Regions from separate parts of the Homo sapiens genome. Here region 2 is linked to region 1. A link is a loop called in an ENCODE intact Hi-C map of the cell type or tissue named here. Cell type or tissue: HepG2. All regions are shown on one strand. Links, peaks and the distances in the headings refer to the core of each region. The heading gives the core; the rest is flanking DNA. Region 1 holds the start of MAOA (monoamine oxidase A). Region 2 overlaps MAOA (monoamine oxidase A).

What was found. Peaks named below come from ENCODE experiments on the same cell type or tissue, not always from the same donor. Only the 100,000 strongest peaks of a DNase experiment are listed, where the experiment ranks them.
Region 2: it touches region 1 in a loop (4-fold over the local background); 5 of 110 quality-filtered maps call a loop at or near these places.

Annotation. Positions count from the first base shown.
Region 1 is chrX:43,649,689-43,659,594 of GRCh38, forward strand. It overlaps MAOA (monoamine oxidase A), which reads left to right and starts at 6,611. Exons shown (of 15, transcript NM_000240.4): 1 at 6,611-6,726. The coding sequence starts at 6,654. RefSeq lists a silencer at 5,119-5,513 and an enhancer at 5,445-5,504. In HepG2, for the core only: a CTCF peak has its summit at 5,353; a DNase peak (open chromatin) is centred at 5,253; H3K4me3 peaks cover 2,333 bases.
Region 2 is chrX:43,723,089-43,732,994 of GRCh38, forward strand. It overlaps MAOA (monoamine oxidase A), which reads left to right. Exons shown (of 15, transcript NM_000240.4): 6 at 5,085-5,226; 7 at 8,153-8,302; 8 at 8,606-8,765; 9 at 9,611-9,707. Among named protein-coding and RNA genes, the nearest start is that of MAOA, 72 kb to the left of the region's middle. In HepG2, for the core only: no CTCF peak of the experiment used is centred there; a DNase peak (open chromatin) is centred at 5,113.

The sequences.
Region 1 (9,906 bases), core at 1,019-9,018:
CATGCAGGTTTGTTACATATGTATACATGTGCCATGTTGGTGTGCTGCACCCATTAACTCGTCATTTACATTAGGTATATCTCCTAATGCTATCCCTCCCCCCTCCCCCCACCCCACAACTGTCCCTGGTGTGTGATGTTCCCCTTCCTGTGTCCATGTGTTCTCATTGTTCAGTTCCCACCTATGAGTGAGAACATGCGGTGTTTGGTTTTTTGCCCTTGCGATAGTTTGCTGAGAATGATGGTTTCCAGCTTCATCCATGCCCCTACAAAGGACATGAACTCATCATTTTTTAAGGCTGCATAGTATTCCACGGTGCATATGTGCCACATTTTCTTAATCCAGTCTATCATTGTTGGACATTTGGGTTGGTTCCAAGTCTTTGCTATTGTGAATAGTGCCGCAATAAACATACGTGTGCATGTGTCTTTATAGCAGCATGTTTTATAGTCCTTTGGGTATATACCCAGTAATGGGATGGCTGGGTCAAATGGTATTTCTAGTTCTAGATCCCTGAGGAATTGCCACACTGACTTCCACAATGGTTGAACTAGTTTACAGTCCCACCAACAGTGTAAAAGTGTTCCTATTTCTCCACATCCTCTCCAGCACCTGTTGTTTCCTGACTTTTTAATGATTGCCATTCTAACTGGTGTGAGATGGTACCTCATTGTGGTTTTGATTTGCATTTCTCTGATGGCCGGTGATGGTGAGCATTTTTTCATGTGTCTTTTGGCTGCATGATGTCTTCTTTTGAGAAGTGTCTGTTCATATCCTTTGCCTACTTTTTGATGGGATTGTTTGTTTTTTTCTTGTAAATTTGTTTGAGTTCATTGTAGATTCTGGATATTAGCCCTTTGTCAGATGAGTAGGTTGCAAAAATTTTCTCCCATTCTGTAGGTTGCCTGTTCACTCTGATATAACCACATAAATTTAAATATTATGCATATCTAAAATGTCATAAACAGCACTAAAATACAAATTGGAGTAAACTCTCTTCAGTGAAAATAGCAAGCAAGGGGTTACTATCTTTTATAAAGCACTTTCAGAAATCAACTGCAGAAAGGCATGAAGTGATCATTCACAACAGAAGAGATGGAAATGGCTATAATACATTTTTGAAAGATGTATTTCACCAGTAAGCAAATAAATGCTAATTTAAATAGCAACGCCATGCTGATTTTTCACCTTTCAAGTTAAGAAAGGTTAAAAGTGAACTTGTTTATTGTCGGAGTGGGTATAGTAAGAAGATAGCCATTCTTAGGCATTACTAATGAAGTATAAATTTGTATAATCTTTTGGGGAAGTAATTTGGTAACTTCAATCAAAGAGCTTAAAAATGCTCCTACTTTCTTACCTCATAATCCTGTTTTAGGATTCTATCTCAAGGAAATTGTAAAAACTACATACAATATTTTATGCACAAAATGTTCGTCTCCATGTTATGTATTATATTAAAAATTGGAAAGTACTAAACGCTTAATGTTAGAGGGTAATGATTAAGTAGACTAGAGTAGGCAATTGAACATAGAGAGTGAATATATATATATATATATATATATGGCATGAATATATAATGTAGTTTTTTAAAAATTAAAATGTGAATATGTATTGAGTAATTCTTACATGTCTGGTACTACCCTAAATGTTTTAATGCATTTGCTCACTTAACCCTCGCTTCAGCTGTGCTAGATATCTTCATTTTGCTTCTCCGGGTGCTACTACCACACTTCTCTACTCTGTTCTGGCCCCTGAAGGCTGACCTGTGTCAACTAAGGGAAAAAAATGAAGCTTTTAAAGAATTACAGTTAATTTTATACAGAAGTCTTACTGGAGACTATAGACCAAGGCTTATAGCTCGGGAGCAGTTCCATCAGACGGCTCGGGCACAGTATTTCAGCCCATTGCTTATAGACAAGCGTGGGAGTTCAGTACCTGCAAAATTGCATCAAACCTGCTTGGAAGTTACAATGAAGCAGAATCACATCTAGATTTGGGTGTAAGAGTACATCTGGCAACAGATTACGGAAGCATAATCACCAACCCCATCAGACGTTACCTTATGTGTAGGGAAAGGCAAGGACTAGGGTCATTTATCTTCTAAGGAATATAGTGACTCAGACAAGAAACATGGGGGGCCGTGTGCTCTACCCTGTTGTGTCTTCAAAGCATCCTTCTGGTGAGCTGCATATCTTCACAGAGTCAGAGGCTTTGTGAAATTATGCTGGCAAGCAGAAATGAGCAAACATGGCTTCTTGGCACTTGCTATTTTGTCTCACACCTGTATGGACTGCATCACCAAGAGTCTCCCTTGTTTTCTAGCTTCTGGTTGGGTTAGGTCTATGCAGAGGACCAGCAGGAGACTGGAGGGAGGGAGATTACGTATTTATTCTCCCAGCTTCCTACCTGCGGGTTTCCTGTGGGCTGGCTGTCTCCCTGAACTAAAGGCCACACCTTGTGTCAGGCAGCCCTTTCCTAACAGCATTGTCACTAAATTTCTGGTGACTGCTTTCTCCCCCTACCTGTTCAGAGTGATACCTTCTTGCTGTTACCAACCCAGGGTACTGCACGATTCCTTACGGCTTCTCTCCATCTTGCCCACATCTTTGAAAATAGTTCATTGATGATACGCTCTTGAAATTACTTAATTTGAGTTTGCTGTTTCCTGCTAGAACCCTGACTGATTCAACAACTTATAGGATTCTACGATTCTACGGCTGGGACAACACGCAGAGAGAAGTCTAGTAATTTGCCTAAGGTCACACAAGGGAGGAAATAATACTTATGGAATGTTTCACAGTCATTCTTTTATTTGTTTATTTAAAATGAACTTTTATTGTTTTCATACAACACAAATAAAATGAAGAGAGAAAATACTCATATTTCTACTCATCGATTTCCATCCTTTATTTAATGAAACTTCCACATTTTCATCTCCATCCAAACTCTTGCTTTGAGTCTCAGGCTTTATGTTCCGTTGCCTACTCTATAACATTCATCTGGATGTCTCAAAGGTACTTGAAACTCATCATGTCCAAAAACATGCTCATGGTCTTCCAAATTCTAGCTACAACCAAGTCCTGTCAACCTTATATGTAAATGTCTCTAAGATAGCCACATGTCTCCAGCTCCACTGCCACCACCTACCTCAGTCTAAGACACTTTCACCTCATTCTTTAAAGAATTCCTAACTTTGGTCTACCGGTACCTATCTACTCTTGCCCGATTATGCACATGGCAGGCAGATAGACCTCTCCAAGTTGCAATCTAGGTATATTGCGACTTGCCTAAAGTCTTGCAGTGGCTTTTGTTGCTCTTAGGATCGAGGCCAAGGATGCTACCTTGGCCCAGTCGGCCTCAGCAGCGTTGTCTCCCCCTTGCCCAGAGCTCCACAGAGTAACTTTTAGTTGCCTTAATGAACTATGCTTTTTTTCTACCACAGGGCCTTTGCACACATTGTTTCTTCTTTCTAAAACATTTTTACACTCTCTGTCCCAAAGTTAATCTCCAGAGGGGTCAGGACTCAGGACACCCTAACACTTTCTTATCCATGTGGATCTTTCTAATATAACATTTGTCAGAGTTTGTATTTACACATCAGATAGACAGTTGTCTATGTCCTCTATTAACTCATCCACTAGACTGTGTGTTCGATGATGATGGTCTCTGTCTTGTGTTGCCTGTGTATCCCAGTACCATGCCCTGTGCCTAGCACATACTGTGAAATCAAGTATTTGAACGAAAATAAATGAAAACAATGAGAATAAGGAGAAAGGTGGACAGAATCACATTAGAAAGAGCTGATTTCTTCATATCTAGTTTTTCTTCTCTCTATGCTCAAAGTCTACCAAGATAAAAATGATTTCAATTTAGTCATAAGTCTCAAGTCCTTTTCTAGGAAGTAAAAGTTATTGAAACAGGATGAAGAAAAGACTAAATCCATATTTCTTTACAGTTTATTCAACAAGATGTTTGATACAGAATGGGGCGAGGGGCAACAGGAGGAATGTTTATAGGTGGGAGCAGACATCATTAGCTTCCTCGAGTTCTCATCACTTTCTCTAAATTTACGTCACGATTTCACCTATTTTTTTTTTTTTTTTTGAGACGGAGTTTCGCTCTTGTTGCCCAGGCTGGAGTGCAATGGCGCGATCTTGGCTCATCATAACCTCCACCTCCTGGGTTCAAACAATTTTCCTGCCTCAGCCTCCCGAGTAGCTGGGATTACAGGCATGAACCACCACACCCGGCTAATTTTGTATTTTTAGTAGAGACGCGGTTTCTCCATGTTGGTCAGGCTGGTCGTGAACTCCCAACCTCAGTTGGTCCGCCCGCCTCGGCCTCCCAAAGTGCCGGGATTACAGGCGTGAGCCACCGCGCCCGGCCAGATTTCACCTATCTTTGAGAGTTCCAGTAATGACAAATTCAGCTTTTGATGACAAATTCAGGATAACAAAAAGTGGAAAATTAAGAAAGGGATAAAACTAGCAAACAGAAGGCTGGCTGCACAGTAAAATATGTGCACTAAATAGCACTCTTTTCAGTAGGATGGGGAAACACATGTTTTCTTATTTCATTTGTTTCTGCACCTTAGCCATCCCTTTGACCTTTTAAAATGCAGTCCCACTTAATACATGATAGGTGAGTTATTTTTCTTGCCTACTTGCTTCGATTTGGGTTAAGCGCCTCAGCTTGAAAAACCCCACAGAGAACCAACAATTGCCTGGTCTCCCCCAAGTGACGGTTCTCGCCCCGCCCCGTCCCGTCTCGCCTCGCCCCGCCCCTCCCCGCTCCTCCCCGCCCCTCCCCGCTCCTCCCCGCCCCTCCCCGCTCCTCCCCGCCCCTCCCCGCCCCTCCCCGCCCCTCCCCGCCCCTCCCCGCCCCGCCCTCAACCTAGTGAGGGCTGGAGGCTGCGCAGACCTCGACGGGCCCTACATGACGTCACAAAGGGGCCAGACCAAGTGGGGCAGCACCCTGCGACCCTGCGATCCTGCCTGGCTCAGCCGCCTTCATATATCTGCTTCCTTAAGTCCACTCTTGCCCAGATAGCTTTCAGTTAAAACTAAAGAATGAAAGCACTAGGTTGAGAGCCCACGCGGCTACACCCACGTCTACTCCCCCACTCTCGCCAGGCAACCGCGCCCCCCGCCTGCAGTGGCATCGTCCGGCCACGCCCAGTGGCAGGGTTTCCAGCGCGAGCCTGCAGGCAGGCCGGGAAGGCGGAGCCAGGCCGGCCTAGAGTCACTTCTCCCCGCCCCTGACTGGGCCGGGAGCCCGGGGCTGGTCTCTAAGAGTGGGTACCGAGAACAGCCTGACCGTGGAGAAGGGCTGCGGGAAGCAGAACACCGCCCCCAGCGCCCAGCGTGCTCCAGAAACATGAGCACAAACGCCTCAGCCTCCTTCCCCGGCGGCACCGGCACCGGCACCAGTACCCGCACCAGTACCGGCACCGGCACCAGTACCCGCACCAGTACCGGCACCGGCACCAGTACCCGCACCAGTACCGGCACCGGCACCGAGCGCAAGGCGGAGGGCCCGCCCGAAGCCGGGGGCACAACTGCCCAGGTCCCGAACCCGGACTCCAGCTTGGACGACACCTCCTACAGCCTGTCCGAATGGAGCGTCCGTTCTGAGTGGCGGTCCGTCTCGGATCCGCTAGCCAGTTCCCAGTGGAGCACGTCCTCAACTGCCGAGGCCGCCTCCTGGAGCTCCAGCATACACTCCCCAATCAGCACTACCGGTCTTAGCGAGAGTACTGACTCCGACTCCAAGAGTGGCCTCCGGGGTTTCAGCGCTTACAACCCGAGCAGTCGGATCCCCAAGTCTACCACCAGCTCGAACTCCTCCGATGGGGCCGTCACAGCCTCCAATCAGGACACCGGCATTCCCTGGGTATTAGTAACAGGACCTACCCCGCCCGTAAACTCCCCCGTAGAGTCATTGCAAGGGTCTGCCTTCTCCTCAGGGTTCAGCACCCCACGGGGTTTGGTAAAAGGACCGACCCTGCCCCCGGATTCCAACCTGACCTCAGTGTCCGACTACACTTGGATATTTGTACGGGGACCTCCTATACCCAATGACCTTTCGCAAGTGTCAATACAAGCACCTCCTACACCCAGTAACACCCCCGAGTGTCAGTACAAGGGTCTGCCGCATCCTCAGTGTCCAGCTTCCCCTGGGGTTTGGTACCAGGACCACCTCTACCCAATAACATTTCCCCAGTGTCGCCACAAGCACCTCCTGCACCCCATAACATCCCCCCAGTGTCAAGGCAGGCGTCTACCCCCACCTCAGTGCCTGACACTCCGCGGGGTTCAATACAAGAACCTCCTGCACCCAGTAATCCTTTCCAGCTGCCGACACAAGGACATTCTAAACCTAATAACTCTCGCCGAGTGTCAGTACAAGGGTCCGCCCCGCTCTCAGTGCCCAGCTCCCCCCGGGTATCAGCTGAAACATCAGCTCCGCCCCTGGGCGCTCCCGGAGTATCAGCAAAAGGGTTCGCCCCGCCCACAGTGCCCGGCTCCCCCCGGGTATCAAAAGAAGGATCGGCTCCGCCCCCGGGCTCCCCGGGGGAGTTGATAGAAGGGTCCTTCCCACCCTTTGCCGTCCCCACTCCTGTGCCTACGACCCAGGAGCGTGTCAGCCAAAGCATGGAGAATCAAGAGAAGGCGAGTATCGCGGGCCACATGTTCGACGTAGTCGTGATCGGAGGTGGCATTTCAGGTCAGTGTGGACCGTAGCGGTGGCCTGGGGGACCCTGGCCAGTGAGGGGTAGGGGAACCTACAGTAGCTCTTGTGGTGTTTGGGGGTCTCTCATGCATGCGAGAGTGTAGTGTAGCCATGGCTTGGCCCCATATCCTGCGAGGTAGGAGTGGGGGTTGTGCCAGTTTTGCTGGTGGTGTGACTGGGGGAGGCAGACACAATAATTTTACTACTACTACTATTAAATACTAATATTTAATTAGCTCTTGCTGTGCAGTTGTATTTAGCACTTTACGTGGATTTTCTCAGTCCTCAACAGTCCTGTGAGGTGGGAACTAAATTCATCCCCGTTTTGCAAAACCAAGAAACTGAGGTCTGGGGAGTTTCAATAACTCTCTTGAGGTCGAATCACCTAGCTTGTAAGTGGCTGAACGATTTTCTCCCATTTAAGACCTGCAGTACTAATTCCTGAGGTGGCTGCTTTGCCTCACTGATTTCATATCCTTTGCCCTAAACAGAACATCAGGATACAGATTTCTGTAGTATTGAGGGAGCAGTAGTGTTATTCCAGTCCTGCTCTTCTCTATTTTCCGTAGAAAATTTAGTAGGTGAAGAGGAAGGAGGTAGACTCCTTTAAGAAAAGGTTAAAAAAAAAAAGAGGAGAAGAGGGGGTGAGCTCTTAAACTATTCCTGTGTGTGTGTGTGTGTGTGTGTGTGTGTGTGTGTGTATGAACTGTGTTTATATATATATATGAACTGTGTTTATATATATATATGAACTGTGTTTATATATATATATGAACTGTGTTTATATATATATATGAACTGTGTTTATATATATATATGAACTGTGTTTATATATATATATATGAACTGTGTTTATATATATATATATATGAACTGTGTGTGTGTATATATATATATGAACTTGCAGGAAGGTGTAGGACATTTATTGTCCAAAGAGAATCCCTTTATGAAGCAGGGGCTGAGTGCCCTGTTGTATCCTCCTTCCTCCTTTCACTAAGAGCTCCCACCACCTGAATCTTGTCTTCTGATGAGCCAGTTGGTGGGCCAGGGTGCCCCTGGTCCTGGCTTGGATTTGTGGCTAACCAAGTGAGTGGTGCATGAGGCTTTCCAATATCTTCCTGGAAGCCTCATCATGATTGATATATTGTCGCCTATGTTGCCATCATTGGTAAAATGTTTGAAAATTAGGAATTTTGTTGCCTTTCATCCCTGGCTAGAATACCACACTGACCTATCCTCCCCCTACTAGGTGTTAATAATTTCTGAGTTATCCCTGCAGGATCTGATTCAGAAAGAGAAAGCTGATGGGAGGGAGTAAGTAGAGTGGCCCCACAGTAGCCATTTTTATATATAAATCTTTCGAGGAGACTCTGAACATGCTACAAATTAATGTTGGGTAGAGATAGCTTTATCTGAACCCAACATTGTTTATCCTGAACAGGCCAAGAGAAGAGATTGGCATGAACTGTTGCTTTGCCAGTTCCAGCCAGTACCAGCAAAAACATACATGTATGTTGGAGCATCAGAGGAAAGCAGCTCCTGGTGGAGAGTAAGAAAAAGGAGTATTTCAGCTTGTTTCTCTTTATTTATTTATGTATTTATTTATTCATTCAAAAAACACTTGTTGAGTACCTGCAATGAAGTGGACTGCTGTTTCCCAAAATCTGGTCCCACTAGGCAAGCCTCCTAAAAGCAATATGGTTGTAGATCACTGGAAAATAAATATGATGACAATGTGTTATATACATTGACTAGGGGTTCTGGGTCCTCTCCCATCTCCATACCATCTGTATTCTGCAATTCAGAGTTCTTTCTGGGATTTTATTCTTAGTCTTTTTCTTGTTCAGTCTCCAGAATTCCTTAAGGAGCGCGGTTTTTTTATTTTTCCTCTGCCTGATTACCTGCTCTTCCTCCCTTTCTATACTTTATGCTCCATACTTGGTCATTAGCAGAGGTGAAATTACCATGTAGCTGATAAACTTTATGCTTTATGGCCTTATAACTGTAGGTTGCTTCTGGTTCTCATTCTAAATAAATAACCAGTTTCATACTCAGTCCTGTATTTGCAATTTTGCTTTCTTATTTCTTAGAGAGGATACCCAAGTTATATATAAGTTGTAGGTCCCACAAAACCTGAATCTGTCCATAGTCACTCTTAATTATTAATTTATTTCCATTTGGGGGAAGTAGAGGGCATTTCTTGCACAGTAGTTCACACCTCTATTCCAGAGGCCAGCTTCAGTGACACTGGAAAAAGCACTTGACTTCCTCTAATGCCATCTCCATCAGTCAGATCTGAGTGATTTTAATACTCAAACTGACCAGAAACATTGCTTTCTATCTGTGGTACCTTCCCAGATGGTTCACAGCTAAAATGAAAGTAGTTGCAAGTGTGGCTCGTGTTAGATCCTGGACATAAACTGAGTGTTTCATGAGCGGGTGAGAAGCATCACTTCCCAAGCATTCTTGTGAATTCAGAAACATACCATTTTTGTGTGTGCTTGGCAGTATCCCATGAATTACTTAATAGTCCCTGTGGCAGTTTTATATGCCTTTGGATGTTCTTTATAACTTTTATTAGGACTTGTACACTTTGATAGGTTACCCACACATTCATAATACATCACCAATCCATAGCATCAGCAGTGTTATTTCTATTATATAGCACCCAGAAGAGTACATATTCTAAGTGACATTACTCAAAATTGATCCATATTAGCAACATTTTTTAAATAACTCTCTACACAGAGAATAGCAGCATCTGGATGTATCTCCTTTTTTGTCATTATAAAACATAAAATAGACTATGTCTTACAACCACAAACTCTTTTTATCTGCCTAACCACCAATTAAATAATTATATATAGTATGTTAATAGTTGAGAGGGGAAATAACCCTGCTGATTTGTTGGTCTAGTGGTATCTTTAAAATGCTCTGGTCCTTAACCATCATTCATCATCTATCACCCATTCCTTTTTGAAACTCCTTTCATGTTTTCAGCGATGCTATTGGATCCTGAATTTTTATCCCATACTGATTGCTGCTTTTCCATCCCTTTCATTGTGCTCATATTCTTGCAAACATCTGGTTTTGAAAGGTTTCACTGTTCATCACTTTGGGGCTCTTGGTACTCTCTCCCTCTCTTTCTCATTCTAGGACTTCAGCTGTCCCTTA
Region 2 (9,906 bases), core at 1,189-9,188, 74 kb after region 1:
AACCTTGTAGTATAGTTTGAAGTCAGGTAACGTGATGCCTCCAGCTTTGTCCTTTTTGCTTAGGATTGTCTTGGCTATGCGGGCTCTTTTTTTGGTTCCATATGAAGTTTAAAGTAGTTTTTTCCAATTCTGTGAAGAAAGTCAGTGGTAGCTTGATGGGGATAGCACTGAATCTATAAATTACTTTGGGCAGTATGGCCATTTTCGTGATATTGATTCTTCCTATCCATGAGCATGGAATGTTCTTCCATTTGTTTGTGCCCTCTTTTATTGCGTTGAGAAGTGGTTTGTAGTTCTCCTTAAAGAGGTCCTTCACATCCCTTATAAATTGGATTCGTAGGTATGTTATTCTCTTTGTAGCAATTGTGAATAGGAGTTCACTCATGATTTGGCTCTCTGTCTGTTATTGGTGTATAGGAATGCTTGTGATTTTTGCACATTGATTTTGTATCCTGAGACTTTGCTGAAGTTGCTTATCAACTTAAGGAGATTTTGGGCTGAGACGATGGGGCTTTCTAAATATATAATCATGTCATCTGCAAACAGAGACAGTTTGACTTCCTCTCTTCCTAATTGAATACCTTTATTTCTTTCTCTTGTGTGATTGGCCTGGTCAGAACTTCCAATACTATGTTGAATAGGAGTGGTGAGAGAGGGCATCCTTGTGCCAGTTTTCAAAGGGAATGCTTCCAGTTTTTGCTCATTCAGTATGATATTGGCTGTGGGTTTGTCATAAATAGCTCTTATTATTTTGAGATACGTTCCATCAATACCTAGTTTATGGAGAGTTTTTAGCATGAAGGGCTGTTGAATTTTGTCCAAGGCCTTTTCTGCATCTATTGAGATAATCTTGTGGTTTTTGTCATTGGTTCTGTTTATGTGACGGATTACGTTTATTGATTTGTATATGTTGAACCAGCCTTGCATCCCAGGAAGGAAGCTGACTTGATCTTGGTGGATACGCTTTTTGATGTGCTGCTGGATTTGGTTTGCTAGTATTTTATTGAGGATTTTCGCATCAATGTTCATCAGGGATATTGGCCTGAAATTCTCTTTTTTTGTTGTGTCTCTGCCAGGTTTTGGTATCAGGATGATGCTGGCCTCATAAAATGAGTTAGGGAGGATCCCCTCTTTTTCTATTGATTGGAATAGTTTCAGAAGGAATGGTACCAGCTCCTCCTTGTACCTCTGGTAGAATTCAGCTGTGAATCCATCTGGTCCTAGATTTTTTTTGTTGGTAGGCTATTAATTACTGCCTCAATTTCAGAACCTGTTATTGGTCTATTCAGAGATTCAACTTCTTCCTGGTTTAGTCTTGGGAGGGTGTATGTGTCCAGGAATTTATCCATTTCTTCTAGATTTTCTAGTTTATTTGCATAGAGGTGTTTATAGTATTCTCTGTTGGTAGTTTGTATTTCTATGGGATTGGTGGTGATATCCCCTTTTTCTTTTTTTATTGTGTATATTTGATTCTTCTCTCTTTTCTTTATTAGTCTTGCTAGTGGTCTATTTTGTTGATCTTTTCAAAAAACCAGCTCCTGGATTCACTGATATTTTTGAAGGGTTTTTTGTGTCTCTGTCTCCTTCAGTTCTGCTCTGATCTTAGTTATTTCTTGTCTTCTGCTAGCTTTTGAATTTGTTTGCTCTTGCTTCTCTAGTTCTTTTAATTGTGATATTAGGGTGTCAGTTTTAGATCTTCCCTGCTTTCTCTTTTGGGCATTTAGTGCTATAAATTTTCTTCTACACACTGCTTTAAATGTGTCCCAGAGATTCTGGTACGTTGTGTCTTTGTTCTCATTCGTTTCAAAGAACATCTTTATTTCTGTCTTCATTTTGTTAATTACTCAGTAGTCATTCAAGAGCAGGTTGTTCAGTTTCCAAGTAGTTGTGCGGTTTTGAGTGAGTTTCTTCATCCTGAGTTCTAATTTGATTGCACTGTGGTCTGACAGACAGTTCGTTGTGATTTCTGTACTTTTACATTTGCTGAGGAGTGTTTTACTTCCAATTATGTGGTCATTTTAGAGTAAGTGTGATGTGGTACTGAGAAGAATGTATACTCTCTTGATTTGGGGTGGAGAGTTCTGTAGATGTCTGTTAGGTCCACTTGGTCCAGAGCTGAATTCAAGTCCTGAATATCCTTGTTAATTTTTGTCTTGTTGATCTAATGCTGACAGTGGGGTATTAAAGTCTCCCACCGTTATTGTGTGGGAGTCTAAGTCTCTTTGTAGGTCTCTAAGAACTTGCTTTACGAACCTGGATGTTCCTGTATTGGGTGCATATGTATTTAGGATAGTTAGCTCTTCTCGTTGCATTGATCCCTTTACAGTTATGTAATGCCCTTCTTTGTCTCTTTTGACCTTTGTTCGTTTAAAGTCTGTTTTATCAGAGACTAAGATTACAACCCCTGCTTTTTTTTTTTGCTTTCCATCTGGTTGGTAAATATTCCTCCATCCCTTTATTTTGAGCCTATGTGTGTCTTTGCATGTGAGATGGGTCTTCCAAATACAGCACACCGATGGGTCTTGACTCTTTAGCCAGTTTGCCAGTCTGTGTCTTTTAATTGGGGCATTTAGCCCATTTACATTTAAGGTTGATATTGTTATGTGTGAATTTGATCCTATCATTTTGATGCTAGCTGGTTATTTTTCCCGCTAGTTGATGCAGTTTCTTCATAGCATCAATGGTCTTTACAATTTGGCATGTTTTTGCAGTGGCTGGTACTGGTTGTCCTTTCCATGTTTAGTGCTTCCTTCAGGAGCTCTTGCAAGGCAGGCCTGGTGGTAACAAAATCTCTCAGCATTTGCTTGTCTGTAAAGGATTTTATTTCTCCTTCATTTATGAAACTTAGTTTGGCTGGATATGAAATTCTGGGTTGAAAATTCTTTTCTTTAAGAATGTTGAATATTGGCCCCCACTCTCTTCTGGCTTGTAGGGTTTCTGCTGAGAGATCTGCTGTTAGTCTGATGGGTCTTCCTTTGTGGGTAACTCGACCTTTCTGTCTGGCTGCCCTTAACATTTTTTTCCTTCATTTCAACCTTGGTGAATCTGACAATTATGTGTCTTGGGGTTGCTCTTTTCGAGGAATATCTTTGTGATGTTTTCTGTATTTCCTGAATTTGAATGTTGGCCTGCCTTGCTAGGTTAGGGAAATTCTCCTGGATAATATTCTGAAGAGTGTTTTCCAAGTTGGTTCCATTCTCCCTGTCAATTTCAGGTATACCAATCAAACATAGATTTGGTCTTTTCACATAGTCCCGTATTTCTTGGAGGCTTTGTTTGTTTCTTTTCACTCTTTTTTCTCTAATCTTGTCTTCTCGCTTTATTTCATTAAGTTGATCTTCAATTACTGATATCCTTTCCTCCACTTGATCGATTCGGCTGTTGAAACTTGTGTCTGCTTCACGAAGTTCTTGTGGTGCATTTTTCAGCTCCATCAGGTCATTTATGTTCTTCTCTACACTGGTTATTCTAGTTAGCAATTCGTCTAACCTTTTTTCAAGGTTCTTAGCTTCCTTGCATTGGGTTAGAACCTGCTCCTTTAGCTCGGAGTAGTTTGTTATTACCCACCTTCTGAAGCCTACTTCTGTCAATTCATCAAACTCATTCTCTGTTCAGTTTTGTTCCCGTGCTGGCGAGGAGTTGTGATCCTTTGGAAGAGAAGAGGCGTTCTGGTTTTTGGAATTTTTCAGCCTTTCTGCACTGGTTTCTCCCCACCTTTGTGGTTTTATCTACCTTTGGTCTTTGATGTTGGTGACCTATGGATGGGGTTTCTGTGTGGATGTCCTTTTTGTTGATGTTGATGCTATTCCTTTCTGCTTGTTAGTTTTCCTTCTAACAGGCCCCTCAGCTGCAAGTCTGTTGGAGTTTGCTGGAGGTCCACTCCAGATGCTGTTTGCTGGGGTATCACCAGCAGAGGCTACAGAACAGCAACTATTGCTGCCTGATCCTTCCTCTGGAAGCTTTGTCCCAGGGGGGCACCCACCAGATGCCAGCCAGAGCTCTCCTGTATGAGGTGTCTGTTGGCCCCTACTGGGAGGTGTCTCTCAGTCAGGCTACACGGGGGTCGGGGCCCACTTGAGGCAGTCTGTCCGTTATCAGAGCTCAAACACTGTGCTGGGAGAACCACTGCTCTCTTCAGAGCTGTCAGGCAGGGACATTTAAGTCTGCTGAAGCTGCACCCCCAGCTGCCCCTTCCCCCAGGTGCTCTGGCCCAAGGAGATGGGGGTTTTATCTATAAGTCCCTGACTGGGGCTGCTGCCTTTTGTTCAGAGATGCCCTGCCCACAGAGGTGGAATCTAGAGAGGCAGTAGGCCTTGCTGAGCTGTGGTGGGGTCCGCCCAGTTCGAACTTCCTGGTGGCTTTGTTTACACTGTGAGCATAAAACTGCCTACTCAAGCCTCAGCAATGGCAGATGCACCTCTCCACACCAAGCTCGAGCATTCCAGGTCGATATCAGGCTGCTGTGCTAGCAGCGAGGATTTCAAGCCAATGGATATTAGCTTGCTGGGCTCCATGGGTGTGGGACCCACTGAGCCAGGCACCGGAGGGAATCTCCTGATCTGCCAGTTGTGAAGACTGTGGGAAAAGCGCAGTATCTGCGCAAGAGTGTACCGTTCTTCCTGGGACAGTCTCTCACAGCTTCCCTTGGCTAGGAAAAGGAAATCCCCCAACCGCTTGCACTTCCCAGGTGAGGCGATGCCCTGCCCTGCTTCGGCTTGCCCTCCATGAGCTGCACCCACTGTCCAACCAGTCCCAATGAGATGAACCAGGTACCTCAGTTGGAAACACAGAAATCACCCACCTTCTGCGCGGATCTCACTGGGAGCTGCAGACCGGAGCTGTTTCTGTTTGGCTGTCTTGCTGGACCCTTGGCTCCTTTTCAACTCATAATTTCTTAAGCAGGAGAAAATGTTAGTTTCTCCAAGAGTTAAAGAATGCATTCCTTCAGAAATTGAATCCTTGAGAGTTTTTTTCAATTGCAACAGAAAAACTTTCTGAACACACTAAATCGTGTTGTAAAAACATGACATTCTCTGACTCCTGTACATATTGACACCTGACTTCCACTTTTGTTCTATGAACAGGACTGCTAGGCGGTTTGCTTATCTTTTTGTGAATATCAATGTGACCTCTGAGCCTCACGAAGTGTCTGCCCTGTGGTTCTTGTGGTATGTGAAGCAGTGCGGGGGCACCACTCGGATATTCTCTGTCACCAATGGTGGCCAGGTATGGTGTGTATGTGTCTGTTCTGAAACAAGAGCTTCATCTGTGATTTTGCTTTCTCCCAGGGCAGTGTCTTTAATAGTTGCTTCAGGATTTTGAAACATGAATAATTAGCAGCATGAAATGATCTCAAAAGATTTTCTGAAAAAAAAATTTCTCATTTCCTTTTGTCACTCCTGAAAAGGAGTTCACAGATAAAGAATGTTTCATTTTGAATTAATTAGGTTTTGAGAATTAAGTTCCTTCCTTTTGGTAGCAGGTAAAATTAGGCTGTTTATGTAGGAGAAGCTAAATTCCTAAAATAATTTCCAAAAAATTCTAGAAATTGTACAATTATTGTACTTAAAATCATCTCTGTTCTAGACACAAGGTTTCTGTCCCATCTGTTTATCAGAGTGATTCTTTTATGTTAACTGCTACAGAAGGGAAGTGACTGTTCTTCCTTCTAATTCACGCAAGTGATTATGGCCACTCTTGCAATAGTAAATTCTGCCTTTTGGATTCTTAGTTTTTGCTACCCACTTGAATTTGCCCAGTTTCCATATCATTTCCTTTATTAATAAGTGAATTCATTTCGTTCATTGGCTGGACACATGGCGAAGCCAGAATCCTAATTCCCCAGACTCTGAGATTCTCTGCTTCAACCCTTTCTGTTATCCAAAGAGAATGGGTATCTCTGTTCTATAAATGTTGTGCTTGGATGGTATGAGGTTTAATTAGTAGCAGTTTACTTCTAACTTAGGTTCTCTGAGTTCCTGAATTCTGAGTGCACAGTACAAGGTATAGAGTCTTTCTCTGCCAAGTGAATTATTCTTCTCCTGAGGAGATCACCGGAAATCCCCAAGTTCTTGTGACACCAAGACTCATTGCCCATTTGACCCTTAGCCTTGACAAATGCAGGACAGTTGCATTTTTTAAATGTCTTTACCTACAGGCAGAGATGACAGATTACTCCTTTTAGCCAGTATTTTACTTTCTGAGGTATTTTGATTTACATTTGATATTTGTTTCCTTCATTCAGAGGAGCCAGGATACTTCTAGCCAAATTCTACATGACCTTTTGGAAAATATGGTTCAGATGATTAATCTCAAACCATGGTCACAATATTTTTATAAAGAACTTAGGCTTATCCTGTAATTTAATTCAACAAATACTAGACCTGGAGGGGTGGACAGTGAACAAGACAGAAACAGTTCGTGGTCTTTCCACCACACTAAAACTCAAAGTACCTCTTAGAAAACAGACCAGATTATAAGTTAAATGGTCTGGGTTTCTTGAGGAAAGACAAATCATGAATTTAGGTCTGAACCACTCTGGGAATTTTTTTTCCTTTTTTTAATTTAATTTTTGAGACAGAGTCTTGCTTTGTTGCCTAGCCTGGTCTCCAACTCCTGGGCTCAAGCAGTCCTTCCGCCTCAGCCTCTCAAAGTGCTAAGATCACAGGCATGAGCCACCATGCCTAGCCAGGAATATTTTTTATAAAGAACTTTGGTGTTGTTATTAAAACAGTAGCCAGTTACAAAAGTGCAAAAATCACTGCGTGGCTGCTTATGCAGTTTTCTGGAGGAGTATGATTGAGGAATCTGTTAGGAATCTTCTGGCTGGGCGCGGTGGCTCACACCTGTAATCCCAGCACTTTTGGAGGCCAAGGAGGGTGGATCACCTGAGGACAGGAGTTTGAGACCAGCCTGGCTAACATGATGAAACCCCATTTCTGCTAAAAATACAAAAATTAGCCAGGTGTCATGGCACGCACCTGTAATCCCAGCTACTCGGGAGGCCAAGGCAAGAGAATCACTTGAACCCAGGAGGCGGAAGTTACAGTGAGCCAAGATTGCGCCATTGCATGCCAGCTTGGGCAATAAGAGTGAAACTCCGTCTCAAAAAAAAAAAAAAAAAAAGAATCTTCTATAATAGGCTAAAAATATCCTTCTGGTTCTTACCAAAAGCATTGTGTTAAGGACTTACCTTCTTAGATTAAGCTGGAAACATTTCCATGGTGATCGTAGCAGAAGGCAGAGGGTAGAGCACTTCTGGTCTTATAAGGGCCGCTCAAGAGAACTATTTAACAATATCTAAAGGAGCAAGCAGATGCTTAGCCTTCACCCTCTGCCTCTGCCTTGAAGCTTCCAGATAGTTTTGCAAAAAGTTACTCAAGATCTGATATTCCGAATCTTTTTTTTTTTTTTTTTTTTTTGAGACGGAGTCTAGCTCTGTTGCCCACGCTGGAGTGCAGTGGTGCAATCTCGGCTCACTGCAACCTCCGCCTCCTGGGTTCAAGTGGTTCTCCTGCCTCAGCCTCCCGAATAGCTGGGATTACAGGCACGTGCCACCACGCCTGGCTAATTTTTGTAATTTTAGTACAGCCACAGCACCCGGCCCTTCTTCCCATTCTTAGAACATCATTTGGTGGTGACTAGTAGGACTAGTAGGACGTGACTATCCCTAAAAGCACCCTGTAACTTTGTCTATAATATGGCTCTATCTGCATCCTTACCTGCCTGGACAACCTCAGCCCAGAACACAGGAATCAAAGGAAATTAGAAACTTCATCCTCTGGAATAAGCCCTGTGCCTGCCCCTTCTCAGGGCTCCCTCCACACCCTGCACTCTTTGACATTTGAAGCCCACAGACTTGCTGATATTCCCCTTGGTCAGGGCAGCATTGGCATAGTGGAACATTTCTTCGGGTTCTGTGATTTTTATAAACTTGTAATGGCTTTTCTTTGCCAGAAGCTGTGCAGGGAATGATCATTGAATTGTCTTGGTCAACTCTGCCTCTGTCCTAATGAAGTCTTCTGACAGTTAAGTGTGCAGACGTTAGAGGTGTGGCCTGTGACTTTCTGGAGGTTTTCTAATCAGTAGCCAGTAGGATTTTCCTTCCTTGGGCTTTCATAATGTTTCCTTTCTTACCTACCTCCTCCTGTAGGAACGGAAGTTTGTAGGTGGATCTGGTCAAGTGAGCGAACGGATAATGGACCTCCTCGGAGACCAAGTGAAGCTGAACCATCCTGTCACTCACGTTGACCAGTCAAGTGACAACATCATCATAGAGACGCTGAACCATGAACATTATGAGGTAACTCAGTTTAGTCAAAAGGAGCATATAGTAAATAGGCCTTGTGTCTTTTGCAGTTTCTAACCAGATATAATTCAAGCAGTAGCATAATTAATGCTGACATGTTTCCGCCTCAGTCTTCCAAATTACCAGCCTTGGTTGACCTACCTTGATCTGTTTTGTTGCCTCACAGTTGCCTCATTTTCTCATTTTGTATGTTTTTACTGCTCAATGTTGTTTAGAAGTGATAAAGATGATTTTTCACGCCTGCCACAAAGACTGCAGCTCACATTTGAGGTAATATTTTGCTTGTGTGTGTTTTAGTGCAAATACGTAATTAATGCGATCCCTCCGACCTTGACTGCCAAGATTCACTTCAGACCAGAGCTTCCAGCAGAGAGAAACCAGTTAATTCAGCGGCTTCCAATGGGAGCTGTCATTAAGTGCATGATGTATTACAAGGAGGCCTTCTGGAAGAAGAAGGGTAGGCTGCTATTATTCATGTTTAAACTGTATTATATGAAGAAATCACAGTCTTTTAGGATTATTGAACAGAAGGTATTGAACAGAAACAAAGTATTTTCAAACTGGTAGAAAAAGGATTAGAAATCTTGGTCTGTCAATTTCCTCATATCCTTGGCCACACATAATGACCCCAAGAGCACTTGTTGGCAATGGGAGGGAAGAAGGAGATCACATCAGTCATAAGGCCACCATTGCCCTGACTCCTGGCATCTGTCCTGCTTCTTACTTTTTATGAGCAGAGTGAGGTCAACAGGCACCATGGAAAGAGCACTGCGTTGAAGTTACACATTCCGGGACTTCGCTTGCTTGCTAGCATCAGTCTGTAGCTGTAAAGTGGTGACAGTAATACCTACCACTACGGTGTTGTGAGAATTAAATGAGGCAGGATCTTGGACTTAGAAAGCTGCCCAGATATGGTGGCTACTGTTGATAAGCATTCTGGTTATACTCATCGGATTCCCTCCTCCCACCTCTTCCCTGGATTGGGTCATTCCCTCCAATGCAGCCCTTCTCTTTCCTCATGTATGCTAGGAGCCAGGGTTATCTTACCATTTTTGTCATGCATTGGCTGGTCATAAGCCCTTTATGTAAAGGTGATGGAGATGGGTCATTTTCTGTCTGTGGGTGAATAGACATCCTTATATATTCAGTGTGTGTATTTAACAAGACATGTAGGGTTGGGGCCAAGACCAAGAGTTTAAGTTTTTACTTCCTCTTAAAAAATAGTTTATATATATTTATGTGTGTATGGGTGTCTCTGATGAGCTTGATCTCGATCTCCCATTGATTTTTCTCCTGGTTAAGATTACTGTGGCTGCATGATCATTGAAGATGAAGATGCTCCAATTTCAATAACCTTGGATGACACCAAGCCAGATGGGTCACTGCCTGCCATCATGGGGTAGGTTAGAGCAGGGTGTTCTGCATTTTCCAAATTGTGTTGATGTATTGGTGTGGATGCTGTCAAAGTATATTACTTTGGAATTAAGTTCAAGCAATGATGAATAATGCTATCAAAATATATAATGTTTCCATGTGTTAAAATATTGCAGTAATGTTTCGTATGTAGCACAAGAATACTGGGAAACTTTACTAAAATT